Linked DNA regions of Homo sapiens: all the other regions are linked to region 1. A link is a loop called in an ENCODE intact Hi-C map of the cell type or tissue named here. Cell type or tissue: Calu3. All regions are shown on one strand.

Evidence for each region. Peaks named below come from ENCODE experiments on the same cell type or tissue, not always from the same donor. Only the 100,000 strongest peaks of a DNase experiment are listed, where the experiment ranks them.
Region 2: it touches region 1 in a loop (5-fold over the local background); 40 of 110 quality-filtered maps call a loop at or near these places.
Region 3: it touches region 1 in a loop (14-fold over the local background); 47 of 110 quality-filtered maps call a loop at or near these places.

Annotation. Positions count from the first base shown.
Region 1 is chr15:83,743,835-83,751,834 of GRCh38, reverse strand. All of the region lies in intron 3 of ADAMTSL3 (ADAMTS like 3), which reads right to left. Among named protein-coding and RNA genes, the nearest start is that of ADAMTSL3, 94 kb to the right of the region's middle. RefSeq lists an enhancer at 6,769-6,938. In Calu3, no CTCF peak of the experiment used is centred here; DNase peaks (open chromatin) are centred at 4,624 and 5,494.
Region 2 is chr15:84,020,722-84,028,721 of GRCh38, reverse strand. ADAMTSL3 (ADAMTS like 3) reads right to left here. Exons shown (of 30, transcript NM_207517.3): 26 at 7,129-7,312; 27 at 3,286-3,484. Among named protein-coding and RNA genes, the nearest start is that of GOLGA6L4, 210 kb to the left of the region's middle. RefSeq lists an enhancer at 6,129-6,298. In Calu3, a CTCF peak has its summit at 4,910 (motif pointing right); a DNase peak (open chromatin) is centred at 4,891.
Region 3 is chr15:83,562,142-83,570,141 of GRCh38, reverse strand. SH3GL3 (SH3 domain containing GRB2 like 3, endophilin A3) reads right to left here. Exons shown (of 9, transcript NM_003027.5): 3 at 4,936-5,008; 4 at 1,470-1,613. Among named protein-coding and RNA genes, the nearest start is that of ADAMTSL3, 88 kb to the left of the region's middle. In Calu3, a CTCF peak has its summit at 4,389 (motif pointing left); a DNase peak (open chromatin) is centred at 4,371.

The DNA.
Region 1 (8,000 bases):
TTTTACTCCTCACTTGAACACTGTGGGAAATTTTTTCACACCTGGGGTTAGGGGATGAATGAGGAGCAAGTAGTGAATCAAGATGAAAGTAACTCCATAAAGAGGATGTCACCTCTGCAGTATCTCCTCTGCATTTATTAAAGATGCTGCATCAAAGGGTTAAGGCTTCTATATACAGTTTTCTGTTCATTCCAGTCACCACATCTCCATACCATATACATCGAATTTCCTGGCACAGCTGCCCACCTTCTTGGAAAGGACACAAACACACTGGAAAAAATTTACATCAGAAAAAAAGCACCAACACCCACAGATTTATATTTGGTGTTGCACCTCTTACGCTTGACTTACTTGGACCACAAGCTTCCAAATATTATTGACCCAGAGCAGCCAACAAGGCTCTAGGAAGAATTATGTCCATCCCCCTATCATTTGAGACTTAATTTCCAGGTCACTATTAATTTGGGCTCTGCTTCTAACCTAGAAAATGACCTCCAACACTTGGTTAAGTCAGTATATTGGTTTTTCTTTTTGTCCATAATAATATAAAATGCCAAAATTTTAATAACGTTGAAATTATATTCATCATTGACTCAAAGCTACAATTCATCCTCACATTGTTAACTTAGTCCACTGAGTTTTCATTCTTCAAATTTCAGCTCAATTTTCCTCAAAGAAGCCTTACCTGACTTCAGTCTGTAATTACAGAACAAACCATGTGACTAATGGATTAATGTCCATCTCGAACTAGACTACAAGCTCCATAAAATTTGGGATTTGATCTTGTTTTACCTACCAGTGTGTCTCTGGCAATTAGCATTGTACCTGACATACAAGAGGGACTTAATAATATATACTAAATTAATGCATGAATTAATAATTTAGTTAATGGACGAACAAATGCATAGAGTTAATACTTTCAGTAATAAATGAAGGAAAAGTCATGTTTTGAGTCAATGAATCAACGAATTAAAATGTCTCCCCCAGCCGGGCGCAGTGGCTCATGCCTGTAATCCCAGCACTTTGGGAGGCTGAAGCAGGCAGATCACGAGGTCAAGAGATCGAGACCATCCTAGCCAACATGGTGAAACCCCGTCTCTACTAAAAATACAAAAATTAGCTGGGTGTGGTGGCACGTGCCTGTAGTCCCAGCTATTCGGGAGGCTGAGGCAGGAGAATCACTTGAACCCAGGAGGCGGAGGTTGCAGTGAGCCGAGATCATGCCACTGCATTCTAGCCTGGCGACAGAGCAACACTCTGTCTCAAAAAAAAGTCTCCCCCATGCAAAAATCTGTCTGTGAACCATTTTGAAAAAGAAGGGGACCAGAGTTCTGATCAGTGAATTTATCTTTGTCATTTGTTATCTTTTGTTTTTCCCTAAATTATCTGCTGATTATGGGCATGACACCAAGCTATGATGCAAAACTTACAAGGGAAAAAGAAATATAATTTACTTAAGTCCTCAACAAGTATGGGCTCAAACTGGTTCATTTCTTTACTGCCAGGGTTAATCCCGTTTTCATTATTATTTAAGTAGAAACTTAGGTGAAGACAATCCATCCCTGTGCAATACGGAAAGCTAATTCTGTATTCCAGGTAGCTGTGTTGAGTTACCAGATATACTGTAATTGATTAAGAAACAAAACCCTTAGGCTTGTAATAGCTGATACGTGACTCTGGTTCAGCTTGAATCCATAATTCATTGGCTTCAAATTTTGTGTGTAAATACAAAGATTTGCAAGGCCATAGAGTGGAGGAATCAGTTAATAAACAAATATCCAAAATAAAGTTTCCAGAAGTCTGGTTTCACACTACACTAGTCTTCAACATCTTTCAATGAGCACGCAGTTGAAGGAACACAAACGAACAGATCACTTTAAGGTAGAACCACAAAGTGTTACATCTGGAAAGGGACTTCTGAGCTTATCATTTTTACAGATGGCAAAATTGAGGTCCAAGAGGAAGACCTACACAGTCAAGTCAATGACAAAGAGCTTGAATGAGAACTCAGTTATTTCACCTTGCAACCCAGGACTCTTTTCGAGACCCACCCTATTCGCTTTCATGAATTACTAGTCTATGGCCATCTTCCTGCCTTGGACCTCCTGCCACTACTATTCATCCTCTACATCTAGGCCAGATGTATCCCTTTAAAACACAATTTCACACCTTAGTAACACCTCCCCACTGCTCAGACCATCTAGTGTTTTCTTAATGTCCACAGGACAAAGTTCAGAGTCCTTAGCTGGGCAGTTAGAACCTTCCACCTGCGTCCTACTAACACTCTAACATCACCTCCTACTGCACTTCCAAATGTAACAGCCACTGCAGTCCAATTGTTCTGTCCATCACAGCTCATCAGAACTGTTCTGCATGCATTTGCTTATGCCATTCTTCCTATGGTGACATGTTGACAGCTGCCCAGAATCCCCATCAATAAAGCTCTCGTTGCCTTAGCTGCAAGAGTGTACTATCAAACAGCCTTTAGCCATCAGTCTTTTCGGTGGTTGACTTAGTTGCAGGAAGGCATCTCTCTGAGGGTCACATCCCTGGCCAGGGGAAAATTAAAAGCTAACCTTGGAGAATGTCCTTCAGCCAGAGTCATTTCCACTACTGCCCTGCAACTGTGAGAGAGGCACAGCATCCAGCCCTTCTCTCACACCTGTGGACACATTCAGTGACTCAGCAAAGCAGGGGTCTAACTTAGGACAGCTCAGTCCAACTTAGGACAACTCTAAATGCTATTCTTGTTCCAGAGTTTCTTGTGGGCTGTGCCAAGGCTTTCTTTGGGGCTGCATTTCAGTTTGACACCTCCCACTGCTCATCCTGCTTCATTCTCTTCCTTCCATGAGTGTCAATCCCAAGAAACTCCCAAGTAACCATCTTGCATGTTAAACTCCTCTCAGGGTCTGCTCCCTGGAAAACCCAGCATGCAACACTCCCAGCCCCCAAATACCGGCTCCCACTGTCTTTCAAGGTCTACTCCCCAGGCCACTCCTCTTTACAAGTCCTGTAGCAAATATAGATCAGTTCACTTATTTTACATTAATATGAACCACCTCATACCAATAATTCCTTCTTAGGTATGTGAAGTCACAAATGCATGCTGTGTTTCTTTCTTCTTTCTTTTCTTTCCTTCCTTGCTTCTTTGTGTGTGTGGTATTTTTTTTTTTTTTTTTTTTTTTGAGACAGGGTCTTGCTCTGTCACCCAGGCTGTTGTGCATTGGCACAATCTCAGTTCATTGCAGCCCTGACCACCCAGAGTAAAGTGATTCTCCCACTTCAGCCTCCAACTGGCTGGGACTACAAGTGCATACCACCATGCCTGGCTACTTTTTGTGTATTTTTTTGTAAAGACAGGGTTTCGCCATGTTGCCCAGGCTAGTCTCAAACTCCTGAGCTCAAGGAATCCTCCCACCTTGGCCTCCCAGAGTATAGGGATTACAGGCATGAGCCACCATGCCCAGCCTGCCTACTCTGTATCCCTAAGAACTAGCATCATGACATTGCTACACAGTGAGTGATCAATGAAGGATGACAATCTTGATAATGAAGATGTAACCAATCTTGAACTGACGATCCACTTCAACTAATATGTCATTCTTCTTTCCCTGCTAGACTATAGTTCCCTAAGGGCAGAGTGCTGCTATCCCCACAGGCTCCTTGTAAGAGGCACTGAAGAAAGGAGCAGTGTACTTTTGATGTGCTACTCCCTTTAGAATGAACGAGAATAAGTTTGATTTGTATTCTCAAACATGGGATTGGAGGTGAAGACAGAAAGGAGAAGAAATGTTTTCTTTAAGGGGAATGACATATGAGGAATGTTGTACAAGGTCTCTCTTCCATGCCAACAAGACTCCAGGAGACGCCAAGCAGACACTTGCTGAGAGCTGCCATTCTGGTGCCAGGGAGTCTGGACCTGCCAGATCTCATGGCTGCTCCACCCTGAGCTGCCCTCGTCCATCTAGGATGACCCATGTTCTGAAATAAGATCCGCTTCTCCATCCTTAAACAGCCAAGCAAAACTGTTCCTTTTGTTTCTTTCTCACAGAGAGCAATGGATGTTTGGGAGACATCGGTTTGTCTTAATTAAAACAAAACTGCACCACAGCCATTCTTACGAAGTAGACAAAAAGTAAACAAGGACCTATGATGAACAGTTAGGGCCAAATTTTGAATTTCATGACATGTGAACATGGTCTGAAAAGGAAAGATAAATCCTCTCGTCCTCCAGGGGAACACTTAAAAGCTGACCTTGGAGAATGTCCTTCAGCCAGGGCACAGGGTCACTTCCACTACTGCTCTGAAATGGTGAGAGGAACAGCGTCCAAGCCTTCTCTCACACTTGTGGACAGATCTGGATGGGTACCTGAGAGGAAGTCTAACAAATAGGAAATGGAAAAACTTACTGAAACCATTTCTCCTGCCAGAGCAGAAACTGACCAAAGTGGGGACACTACTACTGCCTTGCAGTGCCAAATAATGAAATGTTGTTTCAACACTCTTCCCAAGTGAGGAAAGAGAAAGTGAAAGACGAGCAGCAGAGGAAAGCAAAACAGGAACAGGATGCAAGTGTGGGATTAGGGAGGCAGCAAACCTCAGAAATGGCCAGAACTGGCTCTCAGCTAACTAGGATTTCAGACACTTGCAGCAAGAGGGCAGCCCAACACTTCCTTATCTAACCTAACTTCCAAGTGACACCTAACACCATATCATCTGGGCAGCCTTCTCTTAAACCCCATCTAACCCATCACTTCTATTAGTCTTGGCATTTTTCTCGATGTCCACACAGAGGTAAAGTATATGAAAGTTCTAAGTTCTAATCCTTTTATTCGCACTCCCCATAGAAAATCCATAGCAAAGCTTTGCCTTATATTATTGCCATATATTACATTATTGCCTTACATTAGTACAAACTGAAAAGTATTTATTCCATCAGTTTAATAAGTAAGAAAATTTCATTTTTTTTAAGAGGCAAGGTCACACTTTGTCACTCAGGCTGGAGTGCAGTGGTACAATCATGGCTCACTGCAGCCTCAACTCCTGGGCTCAAGCAATCCTCTCACTTCAGCCTCCTAAAGCACTGGGATTACAGGTGTGAGCCACAATGCCTGGCTGACTTCACTTTTTAAAAAATCAGAAACTACTTCCAACCCGAAGTATACTGTTTTCACAAGAGACTAGCTTCATCATGTAACTATCATTGTAAATATCATTCACATTACCCAAAAGGTTCCCAGTTAACTGCAAACAGGAACATGAGCAATAGACCGCAGTTGATGTATTAACTCTGTCATTCAAGAGCTGGTGATTTTGATCCAGTTATGTATTTAAATACGAACATTTTCATGGGTAAAGCAAACAGAGGATTTGTGACAGACACTGATAGTTAACACCCAATATCCACACCCTCCTTTCTTTTTTGCTAACAGAACCCCAGGTGGTGAATCATAAGTCAACAAGACTATAGTGTTCACACTTTCCCAGCCTCCCTTGCACTCTGAGTGGCCATGTGAACCAGTTACGTGTCATTGACCAGAACTGGTTCACATGGCCACTCAGACTGCAAGGGAGGATGGGAAAACTGGTCATTTTCTGTCGGTGCTTCTGGGCAAACATCACATTCTTGATTAATAAGACAAAGGGACATAGGCAATTCTATACCTCTTCTCTCCTTTCTTCCTTGGAATTCAATGTGGTGCTTGAAGCTGCAGTGCCATTTTGCAACCATAAGAGGAACGGCCAACCCACTGAGTACAAAGAACAGAGGGAAAGGAGCCTGGATTTTGAGAGCATCACTGAGCCACTGTCCCAGGCCTATTTGTTAGAACAGCCTTTGGCATGGCATTATGTTCCCTGCAGCTGACAACACTAATAACTGATAGAGGGTTGTTGTGGAATTAAAGAAGAGATTATGTGAAAGTCATTTGATAATGTACCTGACACAGCTTTGTCTGGTTCCAAAGACAGCCTCTTTCCATGACAACAGGCACTTATGAGATTGCATTTATTCATAACACATTTTGCCCAATGGCACCAGATAAACCAAGTGTCACTCTATGTACTTTTCACTTCATTGAATTAATGTAGATAGCTTCATCTTGAAACAGAAAATGTTTCCTTGACCCCCTTCTCGACTGGGAACTGGAGTGCATGGGTGCTAGAACTAGCCAGTCGCTTGGGTGCTGGCAGGGGTGGACTGCACTCTCTGGAACCTATTGCACTCAACCCCTCATGGAAGGAAGCACACAGGTGAGCAGGTGCAGGAGCCGGGGCAAGTGCTTTTGGGTGCTGGCAGGAGCAAAACTCCATTCAGACTCCACAGCAGTGTCTAGGAGGAAGTACCTATGACCCCTGAAGCCCCAGAAGGACTGTTACAGTCAGTGCTCTTTTAGCTTTGCCAGCTTAAGTGTTATGCCACTCAGTGGGCTCTCTGCCTTTTCATGTGAGGTGGTTGCTCTCCGCTAATGAGGACAGAGGGTCAGCATGACAGCCTTTAGCATCCACACAAATGGCACCCAAGCTCTTGTCCAGCGTCCAGGAAAAATCAGGTTGCATGAATGAATTGAAGAGTGGAGGATTTTATTGCCGACGAAAGTGTCTCTCATCAGGAAAGGGAGCTGGAAAGGGGATGGACCAGGAAGGTGATACTCCCCATGTGGACTCCTCTCTGAAGCAACGTTGTCAAGCCGCCCAGCCGAAGTCAAGCCGCTTCTCTCTGATGTCCAGTTGCTTCTCCTCTTCTCTGCTCTCTGCCAGCTGAGCCTGGGGTTTTTAGGGGTCCAGGATGTGGGGCAGGGCAGGCCATGGGTGGTTTTGGAAAAGGCAAACATTCGAGGAGGAAAACAGGAATGCATGTTCTCACTTTGGGCTGGGGTTCCAGGCTTGAGGGTGGGGCCTTTGCCAGGGACCCGCCCTCTTATGCCCAGAGTTTCCCTGCTTCCTGTCCCCATCGATATAATAAACAAACACACTCTTTTGACATTACACAAATGGCTTCTCTAGGAAGGCATATGTAAGACACCCCAAACACGACAGTCCTGCTGACAAACCACTGACTGAAAATTAATGCTCATTTGTGGGGAGGGTAGTAGGGAGATTTGGCCAAAGGATACAAAATTTAAGTTAGATAGGTAAAATAAATTCAAGAGCTCTACGGTACAACACAGGTGACTATACTTAATAATGATGTATTGGATTCTTGAAAATTGATAAGAGATTTTAAGTGTTCCCACCATAAAAACAATGATAAGTATGTGAAGTAATACATGTTAATTAGCTTTGCCAGTCCACAATGTATGCATATTTCAAAACATCATGTTGTACATCATGAATATATACAATTTTTGCCAATTAAAATTAATTAATTTTTTAAAAGAAAATTAATGCTCAGAGACAACATGTACTTGAGTGTCCATATGGCAATTCTTGCTCATTTTAGCTAATGGAGATAGAAAATTCTACTTTACACAGAGTGAGAATGAGAAAATCATGGAATCTGAAGTATGTAAATTAGAAAAAAATATTTTTTGGTGTCTTTGGCAAATATTAAGTCACGTGTGTGGTTTTATCTTCCTCTATATAGCAAAGCCCTGCTTTTTCTGGAACTATTAGAATTAAGTATGCTATATAAATGAACTTCCCACATGAAGAAAATTTGCCTTTTTTTAAAATAAAAAAGATATGGCCGGGCGCAGTGGCTCACGCCTATAATCCCAGCACTTTGAGAGGCCGAGGCAGGCAGATCACGAGGTCAGGAGATCGAGACCAGCCTGGCTAGCACGGTGAAACCCCGTCTCTACTAAAAATACAAAAAATTAGCCGGGAGTGGTGGCACGCACCTGTAGTCCCAGCTACTCAGGAGGCTGAGGCAGGAGAATGGTGTGAACCTGAGAGGCAGAGCTTGCAGTGAACCGAGATCACACCACTGCACTCCGCCTGGGCAACAGACGCCATATCAAAAAAAAAAATTAAAAAGATATATGAGTTAAGGAAATCTT
Region 2 (8,000 bases), 280 kb before region 1:
CATATCACCCTCCTTTCTCCCACAAAACTTAGACCACCTCTGGGGAGAAGGAAAAAATGACAGGGCAAATCTTGAATCAATTGGGTTTAAGTCCGGAAATGACTATGCTTAAAACCATAAATGTCTGCCAAGTTTGGGTTTTTCTGCTGTGAGCAAAAATGAAGACTTGTGTGCTAAGGTGGGTTCAATTACAGGAAAAAAATTTTAAAATTTTGACATTCAGTTCTTAAAATTTTTACTTATTTATAATAATACCTATTAATTTGTCCTTATAATTTATTTTATGCTTAAAAAGGTCTTTACTGTCATGATAGTTCTACTTGCATTTACTTACTGATACACTTAGCTCTTTAATCAAGTTAGAATTTATTTTGGTGTATGTTCTGAGTCTGTGCTCTGATTTTACTTATTTTTCTTACATTAGCTAGCCGATTTGTCTTATACTGCCTTTTTTCTTTTTTTGGCTAACCACTTTATTGAGATACAATTTACAAACTATACAATTTGCCATCGAATGTTAACGGAATTTAGAGTTGTATAACCTTTACCATAATCAATTTTAGAACATGATCATCATCCCCAAAGAAACCCCATACCTTTAACAGTCACTCCTAATTCCTCTGATTGCTTCTTTCCCCAAGCCTCGGCAACCATTAGTCTACTTTTTGTCTCTACAAATTTCCCTGTTCTGGACACTTTGTATAAATGGTGCCATGCAGAGTGGTCCTTTGCATCTGTCTTCCTTCAATTACCATAATGTTTTCAAGGTTTAGCTCTATTGTAGCATATATCAGTCCTTCATTCCTTTTGATGGTCAAATATTCAATTGTGCAAGCATACCACAGCTCATCTACTCACCAATTGTTTCCATTTTTTTTATTATTATGGGGTGTTGTTATTTGGGTTGTTTCTACTTAATGACATTGTGGTTATTATTAATAATTCTCCAACAAATATTCATGTACAAGTTTTTGTGTGGACATATGTTCCATTTCTTTTTTTCTTTTTTTTTGAGACAGAGTCTCGCTCTGTCGCCCAGGCTGGAGTGCAGTGGCGTGGTCTCAGCTCACTGTAAGCCCTGCCTCCCGGGTTCACACCATTCTCCTGCCTCAGCCTCCCAAGTAGCCGGGACTACAGGCACCCGCCACCACGCCCAGCTAATTTTTTGTATTTTTAGTAGAGACAGGGTTTCACCATGTTAGCGAGGATGACCTCATGATCCTCCTGCCTCAGCCTCCCAAAGTGCTGGGATTACAGGTGTGAGTCACCGCGCCCGGCCTCCGTTTCTTATTTGTATTTTTTTGCCCTAGGATATAGATCCTGAATGTTTCATTTCTTTTGGATACATACCTAGGGGTGGAATTTCTGGGTCATATAATAGATCTAATCTAACATTTTGAGGAACCGCTAGGGTGTTTTCTAAAGTGTCTGTACCATTTTACATTCCCATCAGCAGCATGAAGGTTCCAATTTCTCCACATCCTCATCAACATTTGTCACTATCTCTTTCACTAATGCCATCCCAGTGAGCCTAAACTTGTATCTTATTGTGGTTTTGACTTGCATTTTTTAATGACTAATGGAAAGCATCCCTTCGTGTGCTTATTGGCCATTTGCATATCTTGCTGATAGTTTATTTGTGTTTTTATTATTGAGTTGTAAGTATTCTTTACATATTTTAGAGATAATCTCCTTTTTGATATACAATTTTTAAGCATTTTCTCCCATTCTATAGGTTGTCTGTTTACTTTCTTGATGGTTTCCTTTGCAGCACAAGTTTTTAATTTTGATGCAGTCCAATTTATCTATTTTTGTTGTTGTTGCTTATGCTTTTGTTGTTATATCTAAGAAGCCATTTCCTAATCCAAGCCATGAAAATTTACACCTATATTTTTTTCCAATAGTTTTATATATTGAGCTCTTAAATTTAGTTCTCTGATTCATTTTATTTTTTCGTATGTGGTGTAAAGGGTCCAACTTCCTTTTTTGGAAGTTGTCCTGCATCACTTGTTTAAAAGACTATTCTTCCCCCATTGAATGGTTTCTCAACCTTATACAAAAACAATTGAGATATATATATATGGGTTTATCTCTGGACTCAATTCAATTTCATTGATCTATATGTCCATCCTATGTCAGTACCATACTATCTTGATTACTGTAGCTTTTTGGTAAGTTTTGAAATCAGAAGTCTGAGTCCTGCAACTTTGTTCCTTTTCAAAATTGTTTTGGTTATTCTGTGTCTCTTCTATATCCACATGAATTTTAGGATCAGACTGTCAATGTCTGCAAAGAAACCAGATAAAATTTTGATAGCGATCACATTGAATTTGTAGATAAATTTCAAGAGTATTGTGTTACTAGTAATAATAAGTCTTACAGCTTTCCATTTATTTAGATCTTCTTTAGTTTCTTTGAAAAATATTTTGTAGTTTTATATCTTCTATTTTTAAAACAATGTTTTCTCCTATGATTAACTGCCTTTAAATGTTAAAGTCAATCTGGTCCGTTTCTGAGCTCTGATTATACACCATAACCTGTGTCTCTTCTGCACTAATGCTGTACTATTTTACTCATGACAGTTTTGCATCATGCTCTGACATAGGATGAGGAAAGTCTCTCTATACCTCCAATACTTTTTTAAAATAAAAATTTATGTCTTTATTGTCATATTATCTCCCATGTGAATGCCAGAATTATCTTTAATTCCACAAAAAGTTCTACTATGATGTTAATAGGAATTGTATTACGTGCATATATTCATTTAAGGAAATCGACATCTTCGTAGTACTGAGATTTTCCATTCAGGAGTATAATAAGTCTTTTATTTGCTCAACTTTTATGTGTTTCAATAATGTGTTATATTTTTATTTATGGGTTCCTACACATTAAACTTTTTCCTAAGTATTTTTATTATAACATTATCAAAGGTGGCATTTGGGATGAAGATTCTGAGGCTTTTGTGCAGATACCACTAATGTTCCCCTCCTCATTTTCCTGAAGGCTACTTTTATTCTTACTGCCCTAAACTGGTCTAACTTGGAGCTTCTGTTATGGCATCACTGCATTCAAAGAACCCAAACTTGGTTCACTTTTGTACTGGAAGACAGAGATACTATGATTTCTAAATGTAAACCTTGAGGTCAAAGACATACATTCATTTCAGAGACCAGTCAGATTCCTGCCCCCCGCCCCAAAAGTAGTTTATTGGAAACAAGGTGATTATTATCACACTATCTGTGTGGACAGATAGTGCTGTCCACAAACTAGATGTGTTAGCTTTACCCGGTTCCCTGGTTCCCACTGAACACATGGATGACCAAAACATGGTTTTCTTCCCAGAGGCCGGTCTTTAGGGGCACATGCTCTTGGAGACACCACCTGCACAGTTCCATTGGCTTTTGTCCGCTTGCACGTCACCTGCCGACTGTGGTATCCTTCACCGCAAGACACAGAGCACTGTGACCACACACTTGTGAACCACCTAGGAACAAAAACTACAGGACTTTAGTAAGGACTGGTATGCCAGATCTTAGAGGGGGCGTCTCATCAAAGGAAAAAGCTGATCCCAACACCATGGCTATCTTAGGCTGTCACATGTCTCTATGGGAATGGGAAGCAGCACAGATGACTCCCAGCCTTTTTCTCAGACCTTCTTTAACTCGGGAGAAACAGTGTCATCATGTAGAGATGACTACTTTAGGAATGGGGTACAGCTGTCTTCAGGTTTATGAAGAGCTGTTACTTGTGTGGCCCTAGAGGGTAAAGCTGGGGCAAATTTAGGAGGAAATTTCCAAAAGGTGGAGTTCAACTCACTGAAACTAAAATGAAGAAAATATATTTCCAGCATCTAAGTGTTGTTTACCCTGCAAGATACTTACATGTTAGCTTGTATAATTCTCATGTTATTCCCATTCTTGTAGAAAAGAAACGGATGTCCACTGAACTGAATAACTTAGCTATGACCACATGACTAACCTGCCAGCAGAGCTGGGATTGGATTCTAGATTTATCTGACTCTAAAGTTCATGCTTTAATGATTATAGGAGACTGAACTTGGAGCTGGACACCTTTGAGATATTGAGTGCTTTGTCTGTTGGGACAAAGATGCTGTTGGGAGACTGCAGAGCAGGGGTTTCTAACATGATGTCCATGGTTATCCAAGGAAACCACATACTTGGATGGAAAAAGAATTCCGTCTTCATTGTCACTAAGCTCTAACTGAAATTTAATATTTCCTTCAATTATAGAAACATAGGCCACAAGTACAGTAGCATTAATAATACCTGTGATTTTGTTACCAATAGAAATCATAGATATTTACACATTACATTATGACAGGTATCTCAAAATATCATTTATATTCATCACCATATTAAAATTAAAGCACAACTATATCTTGTTATTTTTTGTGTTAATAGAGAAGTAAATCTATATCAGATCTTGTATGTTTGTTTGTTTGTTGTGAGACGGAGTCTCATTCTGTCGCCCAGGCTGGAGTGCAGTGGCGCAACCTCGGCTCACTCCAACCATTGCCTCCCGGGTTCACGCCATTCTCCTGCCTCAGCCTCCCGAGTAGCTGGGACTACAGGTGCCTGCCACCATGGCCGGCTGATTTTTTTGTATTTTTAGTAGGGACGGGGTTTCACCGTGTTAGCCAAGATGTTCTTGATCTCCTGACCTCGTGATCCGCCCGCCTCGGCCTCCCAAAGTGCTGAGATTACAGGCGTGAGCCACTGCGCCCGGCGATATATCAGATCTTTAAAAATATTTCACTAAGTGAACTTCAATATAATTGGTTTCCATTGTAATCAAATGTATTTTATTTTACATATTCAAAAACCTGGTTCTGAGACGGTATCCACAGGCTTCTCCAAACCACCAGAGGGAGCTGTGGCACAGAAATGATGAGAAGCCTTGATGTAGAGGGATCTGGGATTAGATGATCTCTATGGTCTCTTCTAGGTATGAAAGTGTGGGACTGTTTATCCTAGGAGTGTGCAAAGGTTTTAGAATATTCGAGAAACAAGACTGCTGACAGATTTCCCAATGTGGATTCTCTCCGCGTTTTGAAAATCAAGAAATGCCATAAAACAGCTTTCTCAATCAGGTTACTCCAAGTTACTGAAGCATGAGTTTGCTGCTTTCTGAGGGATGACCTTAACATGAGATCTTCCTTTTGAGAATTACAAAGGGTACTGGAAGACCTATCAGTTAGGGTGCCTGCAATATTGATAACCCTCCTAAGAACATGTCCTAAGGAACCTATTTTGCTTTACACTGTGACCCTGCCTCCCACTCTCCTCCAAGGCACTCTTAGAGACTGGATCTAGTGTGGACATCTGCCCAAGGGCAGTGAGCTATATAACATTAAACATTTCTCCAGTTTCTCATCAGTAAAATGTTAGTATCTTCTTCATTGGTTTGTACTCAACAAATGCTTTTTTATTTGTTAATTGTTTTTACTATGGATTTTGGTACTATTTGGTCAACTATCTGCTAGGGTCTGTGTTGTAATCATTCATTCATTGATTTCATAAATATTTATAGGGAGTATATGATGCAGCAGACATTGTGCTAAGTGCTAGGAATAAATTATTGAGCAAAATACCTGTGGATTTACTCCCCATAGAATTTACGGTCTAGTGGGAGAGCAAGACAGACAATTGTGGTAAGAATTATGAAGAATGATAAGGACATATAAAAATCATATAACATAAGGCGTGATTTACTTTGGAGGGCTAAGTTCAGGGATGGTTTCCCTGAGCATGTATTGAGGTATATATAGATGAACAGAAATGATTAAGTGAAGAGAGAGGGGACAGTGTCCTAGGCAGAGGGAGAAGTATGCACAAAGCCTCTGAGTCAGGAAACAGAATAGTATATCTAAGGGACAAAAAAAGACCAGCATGGAAGGAGATCAAATAACCAGTGTGGGAGAGACAAGCGATAAAAGAGATAGCCCAAGGCCCAAATATGAAGGGACTTCAATTCTTCCACTCATTTACTCAGTCAGTCAGCAAATATTTACTAAGCACCTACTATTGCTAGGCACTGTTTCAAACATGAGATAAAAAGATGTACAAGATAGTCACAACCCCAGTGCTGGGAATTTTGGCCTTTGTCCTAAGATAAATGTGTAAATTGCACATGGCATCATTTGCAAAGCAAAAATGTAAAATATATTTTTAGTTGGACACTCAGGATTACAGCTTATTTAAAAATAATTTTTTAAAAGTAGATATATTTACTGAGAACCTCCCAGGTGACAGGTACTGAGTTAGACACTTTATAATCAATTTTTCATTTAATTTTCAAGATCATCTTGTGAAGTCGATATTTTTATTTGCAGAGGTAGAAACCTAATGAAACTAAGAGAACCATCATGATGAATTTGTTTCAAATATCTTTATTCTTAGAGAGTGGACAAAGTACTCCAGAGAGGGAGATAAGAACCAGAAGACTCCTGGAGTAGTCCATGTAAGAAAAAATGACGGCTTGGACTTTAGTGGTAACAGTGGAAATGGACAAGAATGGATGGAAGTGAGAGAAAGAGGGGCATCTAGGATGTAGTCATCAAGATCTGAAATACTGGGGATGGAGTAAGTTTGCTGGAGACCATGAATTTGATTTTGGACATTTAAAAATTACTGATTTGTATTACCTATTGCTTAGAAAGCTTATTAATGGTTTTACCTCCAGGGATCAAGTCTAGAGAACTGTGTTTTTCACTAGTGCCTCTGGTGATTCTGGCCCACTGAATTATCTCCTAAGTAAACCCAAGAAATTAGCCTCACTAAAGTCTTAAAGAACTGACAGGATTGTGTGTGCAGGAAGCAGGTTTGGTTAGTGATTGAGAGCAGGGGCTCTAAAATCAGACTATCACCATTTGAATCCTGGTCCTTATAACTGTATGGCCTAGGGGAGTTTCCCCATCTACGAAACAGGAAATTAACAACATCTACCTCACAGGACACTGTGATCCATGTAAAGCACTTAGCAGGATGCCTAGTATACAGTAAGTGATAAAAAAAACTTAGCTATTGAATTATTATGTCCAAATCACTGCACCTTTCAAAACAAACAAAAACTTGGTGTTGATGAGATACAAAGAGTGACTTCACTTACCTCGCTGGGCAGTCCCGGATGTTACAGGGCTCAAACCCAGCCAGTGGCTTCTGGAGGTGATCACACAGGGCCTCACTCACTTCCTGCCCATTGGCCATCACACACTGGGGTCTCTGAATGCGGGCTCCCAAATGACCACAGGTGGCAGAACAATGTGACCAGTTACCAGGCTCCCAAAAAGGCTCTGCAGAAAGAAAACAAAATATCATGCCAGCCCCAAAAGAGAAATGACGACGAGCTGGAGAAGACATGGCCAAAAACCACCATGAGATGTTTTTTGGTTCTTTAAGTAGCATATGGAGAGAAAGCCATCTCATAGTGCAAGGGAGTCCTCTAAATCTTATTTTCCCTCAACTAATTTACTGTAATAACTGGTGAGAATGGCGGCCAGAATGGGGTCCTTGGACCACAGTCTGGAGAGGGACTATCATCGGCCAGCTGGGTCTGCCAGAAAAATCCCAGAGAGAGAGGAGGCACTCTCAGCAGTGGGCTGCCTCCTCAGTGTTCTCTAACCACAGCCAACAGGACAAGAGAGGAGGGCCTCTCTAGGGGATGCCCTAACGGGTTCAATTTCTCAAAAGTGGATCAGGCAGAGAAATGAAAGATGATTTAGCAGGAGGAACAGGGACTAGGGATTAAGCAGTAAGGTTAAAGATGCATTTGAGTTCTGTTCTTATTTTTCCATTAATTCTTAATCTAAACTTCAGATTGATCCTGTGACTGCATAAATAATTTGTCACAGAGACATCTGAAGAGATAAATGTAGGAGTTTCCTTTACAAGAGTAGAAGCCGACCACCTCCAGTAATCCCAGCTTTTTAAAAATTTTAATCCCTATTCCAAACAGCCTTTCCCTTCCCTGCTGACACTCAG
Region 3 (8,000 bases), 180 kb after region 1:
AAATACAGGATTCAAAAACAAGTATAAATAAACGTTTATATCATTTGCCAGGGAGTGGGATGAAAAAGATTTTCTAAACATGATTCCAAAAAGCTAGAAACCATATAGGAAGACTAAAGAGCTTCAGTAAATAAAAAATAAAAATCTCTCTCCATTGAAATGACCTTCATATACAAGGTCTGAAGGCAAATGCTTACCTGGGACAAAGCTTCATCAACATACAAGACAGCCAATGAGCAAATATCCTGACCATTTAAAGAGCTCATGAGACAGGGGGGAAAAAATGGACCTCCTGATGCAAAAGCAGGCTAAGGACACAAACACACAATTCACAAAAACAATGACAAACACAAATAAAAATTCCACCTCACACGTGATCCAAAAGATGGAGTTAAAACAGCAATGAGATATCATTTTTGTATACTACATATCAAATGATCAGTTATTTAAAAGTAAACTAAAAAGATAATCTCTAGGGTTAGGAACTATGTAGAGAAATATACCCTCACTCACTCCTGGCAACAGTGTCAAATGAGTGTAACCCTTCTGAAGGGTAGGTTGGGAATATGCTTTCAAAACCTGAAAAATAAGCATACTCTTGACTCAGCAATTTTATACTAGACATGTTATCTAAATTATGTCAAAGAATATAATTTTGGATATCCCCAAAGATTTACCTATGAAAATGGTTATTGTAAATGCTATGTAAAATGTTTTTACATAAAGAAACATTTATTTAGTAAATGGGATTGACTGAACAAACTATGATACATGGAATATTATGTAGCCATTAAAAACAATATCATGGAAGATTAATTATTTTACGATATGGATCATTATATAGTCAGTGTTACCAAAGAGTATATGTACTATAGCCTTACTGTAGTTTTTAAAAGTACATATGAATACATATAAGAATAAACAAGGCATAAAAGATACACAACAAGCCAAGTGCAGTGGCTCACTCCTGTAATCCCAGCAGTTTGGGAGGCCGAGGCAGGCGGATCACTTGAGGTCAGGAGTTCAAAACCAGCCTGGCCAAAATGGCGAAACCCTGTCTCTATTTAAAATACAAAACATTAGTCAGGCATGGTGGCTTGAGCCTGTAATCCAGCTACTCGGGAGGCTAAGGCACGAGAATCGTTTGAACCTGGGAGGTGGAGGCTGCAGTGAGCCAAGATCGCGCCACTGCACTCCAGCCTGGGCATAGACTTTGTCTAAAAAAAAAAAAAAAAAAAAGATACACAACAGAGTTTAATTGGGCCTATCGGTGGATATGGGATTATGGGTGATGTTAGCATTTTTCTTTATTTTACTTACCTATGTTTTCTAAACCTCCTGCAATTAACATGTATTACTTTGGTAATATGGAAAAATAACAAAGGTTGTTAGACTGAAGGGTTTGTGTATAACCTAAAACCATACTGGAGGAGTTCTCAGCTCCCCCAGCTGATCTCTGAATAACTCACCAAAGGTGGAGTCTTCCCCGAGCTCCTTCCCGTATTTCAGCATACAGTCCCCCAGCAAGCCTTCCGTCTGCGGGTATCCTGTGGTCTTCACCTGCCCTCGGATCTTCGACACAGTGTTCAGCATTCCTAGCTTAGCTCTGTATGCTTAAAAACATTGTCATTTGTAATTCTTTAAAGTTACAAGGTGGAGTGACAGGTACATAGAATTTAATAAACGCAGCTGCCAAAACTGAGGTCACCTTAAACAAAATGCCAGAGACCTGAGGCCTGAAACAATTGTGTGTGAACTATTTAATTTTCTCAGGTAATTTTCTAGGTTCTTTACCAAGGTGGGTGCTAAGTGCACTGTTCCGCAGCCACGATGAACCATAGAAATGATGGTGCACATCGGCTGGGCGCAGTGGCTCACACCTGTAATCCCAACACTTTGGGAGGCCGAGGCCGGCAGATCACCTGAGGCCAGGAGTTCAAGACCAGCCTGACCAACATGGAGAAACCCTGTCTCTACTAAAAATACAAAAAATTAGCTGGGCGTGGTGGCACATGCCTGTAATCCTAGCTACTCGGGAGGCTGAGGCAGGAGAATTGCTTGAACCCGGGAGGCGGAGGTTGCAGTGAGCCAAGATCGCGCCATTGCACTCTAGCCTGGGGGACAAGAGCGAGACTTTGTCTCAAAAAAAAAAAAAAGAAAGAAAGAAAGAAAGAAAAAAAAAAAGAAATGATGGGGCACATTGCTGACTTGAAATAATAGTGACCAGGCTTTCCTGAGCACCACCCCTCGAGTGAGACCCTTTGGAAAGCTTGCAGTTGCTGACACGTGAAGTCAGACACTGACACCTGTGTGACACTGACATGCTTTTTGTTTGTTTGTTTAAATGTAAACAAAAATAGAATTGCCGAGGAGGATATTTCAAACAACCAACTGGTCATTAACACACACCACATGCGCGCGCACGCACACACACACACACTCTGCTCCCAAGGACTGATTGAGCCTAATGATTTTCAGTATTATGGCAGGCAGGTGCTGCTGTTTAGGAGGCAGAATCATAGGAGGGGACAGACCACCCCACCCCTAGTGAACACTAGCCTTGTGTGGCTGGTCCCAAGGTGCAGCTCAGCCTCTGCTCCCTAGGGAGGTGATGCGCATCACTGCGTCTTACCTTCCTTTCCTTCCTCTGACTCAGGCAATGAGTATTTACTCATTGTTGCACTGGGCCCTGTGCAACAACACACTGTGCTCATTACTGGGACTCCAGAGACAGGCTTTGCCCTCAAGGAGCTCAAAGTCTAGTTACTGGGAGGCAGAATATACAGGACATAATTATGAAAATAAAGTCCAGTGTGGTGCAGGGCAAGGGAAAGGCGGCAATATGCTGAAGAAAGATGGAAAGATGCCCTAAAAAGTACAGAGAATGGTGTCAGTAACGTGTAGAAGAGGGAATACTGTGGCATAATCAGTGGACAAGGAGTAGGCTGGTTTGACCTAAAATGCTATTAATACAGGACAAAGTGGGAGATAGCTATGGGAAAATGTGACTATGAATTGAACACCAAGCTAAGGATTTGAGATTTCATCCTGTAGGTGAGAGAGTGAATCACATACTAGTTTGTGGTATTTGAGATACTTTTAGATAGTCAAGAGATACACTTTTTTTCCTACTTTAATAATTTTGTACTATTTTTAATGTATTTTAAATCAATGCCTCCAAAACTTTAATGTGTATGTAAATAACCCAAGGATCTTGTTAAAATGTAGAGTGATTCCATCGGTCTGGGTTGAGCCTAATTCTGCATCTCCAGCAATAGAATGCACTGTGAGTAGTGACATTCCCGTGCCAGCTGTGAGTGCCACTCACATTCACCTGACATTCACAGTGCCAGCCTTTTTTGTTGTTGTTTTGAAACAACAACTGTTGCCCAGGCTGTAGTGCAGTGGTATGATCATGGCTCACTGTGGCCACAAACTCATGGGTTCAAGCGATCCTCCCACCTCAGCCTCCTGAGTAAAAATAGGACTACAGACGTGTTACCACACCTGGCTAATTTTGAAAATGTTTTGTAGACATAGAGTCTTGCTACATTGCCCAGGCTGGTCTTGAACTCTTGGCTTCAAGCAATCATCATGCCTTGGCCTCCCAAAGTGCTGGGATTACAGGCATAAGCCATTGTGCCTGGCCAGTGCCGGACTTTTGAACCTCACATTTATCCTCAAAGCATTTATCCTCCAGGTCCCCAAGCCCAAAGGCTTCACTCTCACACACTACACACACACACACACACACACACACACACACACACACACACTCTCTCTCTCTCTCTCTCTGCCCATCTTTCCCACTGTTGGAGGGGGATGTGGGATGCAGCAGGTATGTGGGTGAGAGCCATTAAACTGGATAAGAGGTTGCTAGGGCTGCCTCTTCTCTAGGAATAACCAGAGACCTCTAGCCAGTGGTGACACTTTTATTGTTGGCCAACACTTCCTTATCCCATTCAAGAGTCAGCTGGTTGAGGGTGAAGTATCTGTCTGATTTCATAGTGTACTCCAGCACCCCGAAATCCTCTAGTGCAGAGAAAGCACATATTAAATATTTGTTGACTGATATATCAGGAAAAGAAATTTGTGTGGCTGATTTCAATCACTGATGTGGCCAGGGAGGAGAAGATATATTTTTATGGTTTTCAAAGCTATTATCATCAATACAATTGTAAAGAACTTTAGACCTGCCTGGATACACCTGATAAAATTTATATTCTTAAATTTTTACTTTCTCAATTTTCAAATGGTTAGGTTTGTGCTGATTCCTACAGTCAAGGGAATCACAGGAACTCTACGCAGATAATAAATTCCTAAAAAGGAAAGGTGGCTTTAGAAATCCACAGAACTCAAAGCTTGGGCGCCCTCTATTGGTTCCTATAATTTACAACCTGGGAAAATCTCATCAATAGATGCTGCTTGGGGACCTAGAAACCCAGACCTTCAGTGGAGAAGCTGATGTGACACTGGATTTAAGCAGCCTTTCGTATTCACCACATCTTGTTTCTCCAGCATTTAAGCCACAAAGAGAAAGCTTTTTCAAATTAACATATACCTTTATGTATATAGTACACAAGGGCAGAATTTTTAAAAAAATTATAAAGAGGAAATAAGGAAGAAAATATTTGCCAAATGTTTAGTGGCTTTCTGAAGCAACTCATAAAACCTTTGCTCAGTGCTCTCTTGTTGCTATGACCAGCACTCCATTCGGATGATGTCAACTGAAATTCACAAAAATAGCTGTTCTCTTTCTCATCAGTAGGACCGAATGCAACTACCTTTGGTCACTGGAGACTCAGCTTTAAAAACTGAATTTCATTATTGGGACACAGACGACATTGTTTCTACATTATGTCAACTAAACACCAAGTAAACATGGGTTATTAGAGTCTGTGACAGCAAATGAACAAGAGAATATTTCAACTTTACCTGGATTTGGCTGAAGATATTCAGTGGTTTTTGAAAGAATTTCTGCAACAACTTTATTGGTAACATCTATTTTCTTAAAAGCAAAATTTAAAAAAAGTTAGTAAATGACAAACTCAATAAAATCACAAAAGAGCAAATAGAGGAGGAATTTTCATTAATTTAATTCTTCTAACACGATTATGATGATTTTAATCCAAATGAACGTTTTCAACATTTTTGGGAGAGGTGATATTTTCTCACTTTCTGATTTTTGGAACATCATTTCCTTCAAGTGATGTTGGAGAACTTTACTTTCCCTTTAAACATTAAAATGAATATTAAGGTAATATTTAGAAAATCTGGAAAAGTTATTATGCTCCACTAGATTATTAGATATACTTGGAAGTCTCTCAAAACTAACACTAGATATGAACCAAACTCTCCTTATCTGCTAGGTGAACTTGAATTTCTATACTTATATAAGGATGCCACAGTAATGATTCATATTAGCAACTGCCTCAGTAATCAACACTAAAAGAATCATAATCATTAGTATTATATTATAATACAATAAACACATTCATTTGTGCTATGGTCAGAAGATGTTAACATCAAAGTTTTCCCCAAACGTTCCCTGAAAGTTAACCCTTTCTGGTTAAGACTGAATCTTTCCTTCTGCAAAACCATTCCTGGACTTTCTGGTTGTTAGTTAACCAGAGAGTTAATATGGGAATAAACAATAAAGTTAAAATGCAAGTTGCAATAGCTTTATTTATACCATCAGTAGCCCAAAAGAAAAAGATCTCATTCATAAAAGCAATAAAAATGCAATAATGAAGAATAACTATTATGAGAAATTCACAACACCTATTTGAAAAACCACATTCTTAGATGGGAAAACTCAATTTTGTAAAGATATGCATTCTTCCCAAATTAACATGCAAAATTCATTCAAATCCCATCATAATTTCAATTTTTTCTTTTTTTTGTTAAAATTTGGCAAGCTGATAGTAAAGTGAGTCTTCATACTATATACATGATTAAAAATATCAACCTAAAAAAATCAGACTATAAAACGACTAACATACAGACAACAGTATTTTGAAATACTGGAGTGGGAAGAAACTTCTAACCAGGACCTGAAATTCAAATGTCATAAATAAAAAGACCAAAATTCTGACTCCGTAAAAACTTAAAAACTGAACATGAAAAGACATAGAGTATGTGAAGTTTGACAAAAGTGGCATAATATTCTAAACTCCCATTTAAACAAACAAGAAAGAAGGAAAAGGCTGGGCACGGTGGGACACACCTGTAATCCCAGCACTCTGGGAGGCTGAGGCAGGTGGATCACCTGAGGTCAGCAGTTCAAGACCAGGCTGGCCAATATGGTGAAATCCTATCTCTACAAAAATGCAAAAATTAGCCGGGCATGATGACGGGTGCCTATAATCCCAGCTATTTTGGAGGCTGAGGTGGGAGAATCGCTTGAACCTGGAAGGTGGAGGTTGCAGTGAGCCGAGATCACGCCACTACACTCCAGCCTGGGCAACAGAGCGAGACTCCATGTCTTAAAAAGAAAGAAGGAAAAGAGGAAAAACACAAGCTGCCTACAAAGATTTGAAAAAAATATTCAGAACTGTAAATAAAAAGGAGATGCTTTACATTCTCCAGATTGATAAAAACATTTTTAAAATCAGTTATACTCAATATCAGGTATTATATGGGTGTGGAGTAACACACAACAGGAATGCAAAATGATACGTTTTTGGAGATCAAGGGAGAAGTGCTTATTAATGGGCATATTAATAAACCAGCTATTATACTTCTAAGGATTTGTCCTTTTAGAAACACACGAGCAAATTGCAGTGAAGGAAAAACATGTTTGTTAGGCCATTTTATGTAATATTGAAAATGGAAATCAACAGGAGACTGATGGATAAATTATGAAACATCCAAGTAAAGGAATACTCTTTAATCATAAGGAAAAAAAATAAGGAAGATCGACATTCAAAGTACATACATAGAAAGCAAGCAAGCTGCAGAATGATTTATAATAGAAGACAAATCATTTTTGTAATTTAGAAAACTATGATCCTGCCAGGGTCACAAGTTTGCAACCAAGCAATCTTATCCAGCCTGAAATCGTATTTGTTCCCCTTAGGTAAATACATTAATTTGGGCTAAATAAATTAATCTGGAGCCCCAGGAAAGTTTTAAAAGACAGTACAGAAATGATAAAAAAGGAGTCAAACCTATATTACTGATACTTGTGTGCTGTGTGTGCAAGTGGGCATGTGAGTGTGCGTTTGGCCTAGTAACAAGTTTTGTGACTTTGAGCTCTCTTTGGTATGTTCAGCTATTTGCCAAGATTGTTGAAATGTTTAAGAGAATCTGATTAACTAAATATGTCTTATTAGTCACAAGAAATGTAAGGGCTTAGGAAAATGCTGTTAATAGATTTTATGTAAAGTTTGAGGGAGTCCTGTACCTTGCCTTTGTGATTATAGCTTGAAATGTCTAAGGGAATTTGCTTAATTATATAACTGGTGGTAAATATTTAAGGATTGAATCTGTTAAGCTTATGTGTTAATTAATGCAACCTCAAATGAAAATTAACTATAATGATTTTCATCATATAGCAAAATTACTAAATTTGGAAACAAGATTCATAAGTTCAGTTTAAAGCTTAAGAAAAATGAGGATTTTAGATTTATAATGTAACAAATTAGATATTAATTAAAATATAACTTAGAGTGCTCCCTTTGATATATACAACCCTTTTTGGACATGAAAAGCCACCACAAAGCTAAGAGTCATCTCTGAAAGATGATGATGAGAGGAATTAGAATGGGGATATTTTCTACTTCAGATCTTTTTTATATCTTTTGAAACAAAAAAGCCCAAGAAACAAATGACCAAAAACTTGCAGGTACCTTGTAGGCCCTGACATGCACATACTGGAGCTGCCTCCACACCAGCCCAAGCATCAAAACTAGAAATAAACCCTTTACAAATTGAAGAGTAAACATATTGGCTAATGTGGAGTCAAGATGAGCATTCAAAACAAAACAAAAAAACAACAA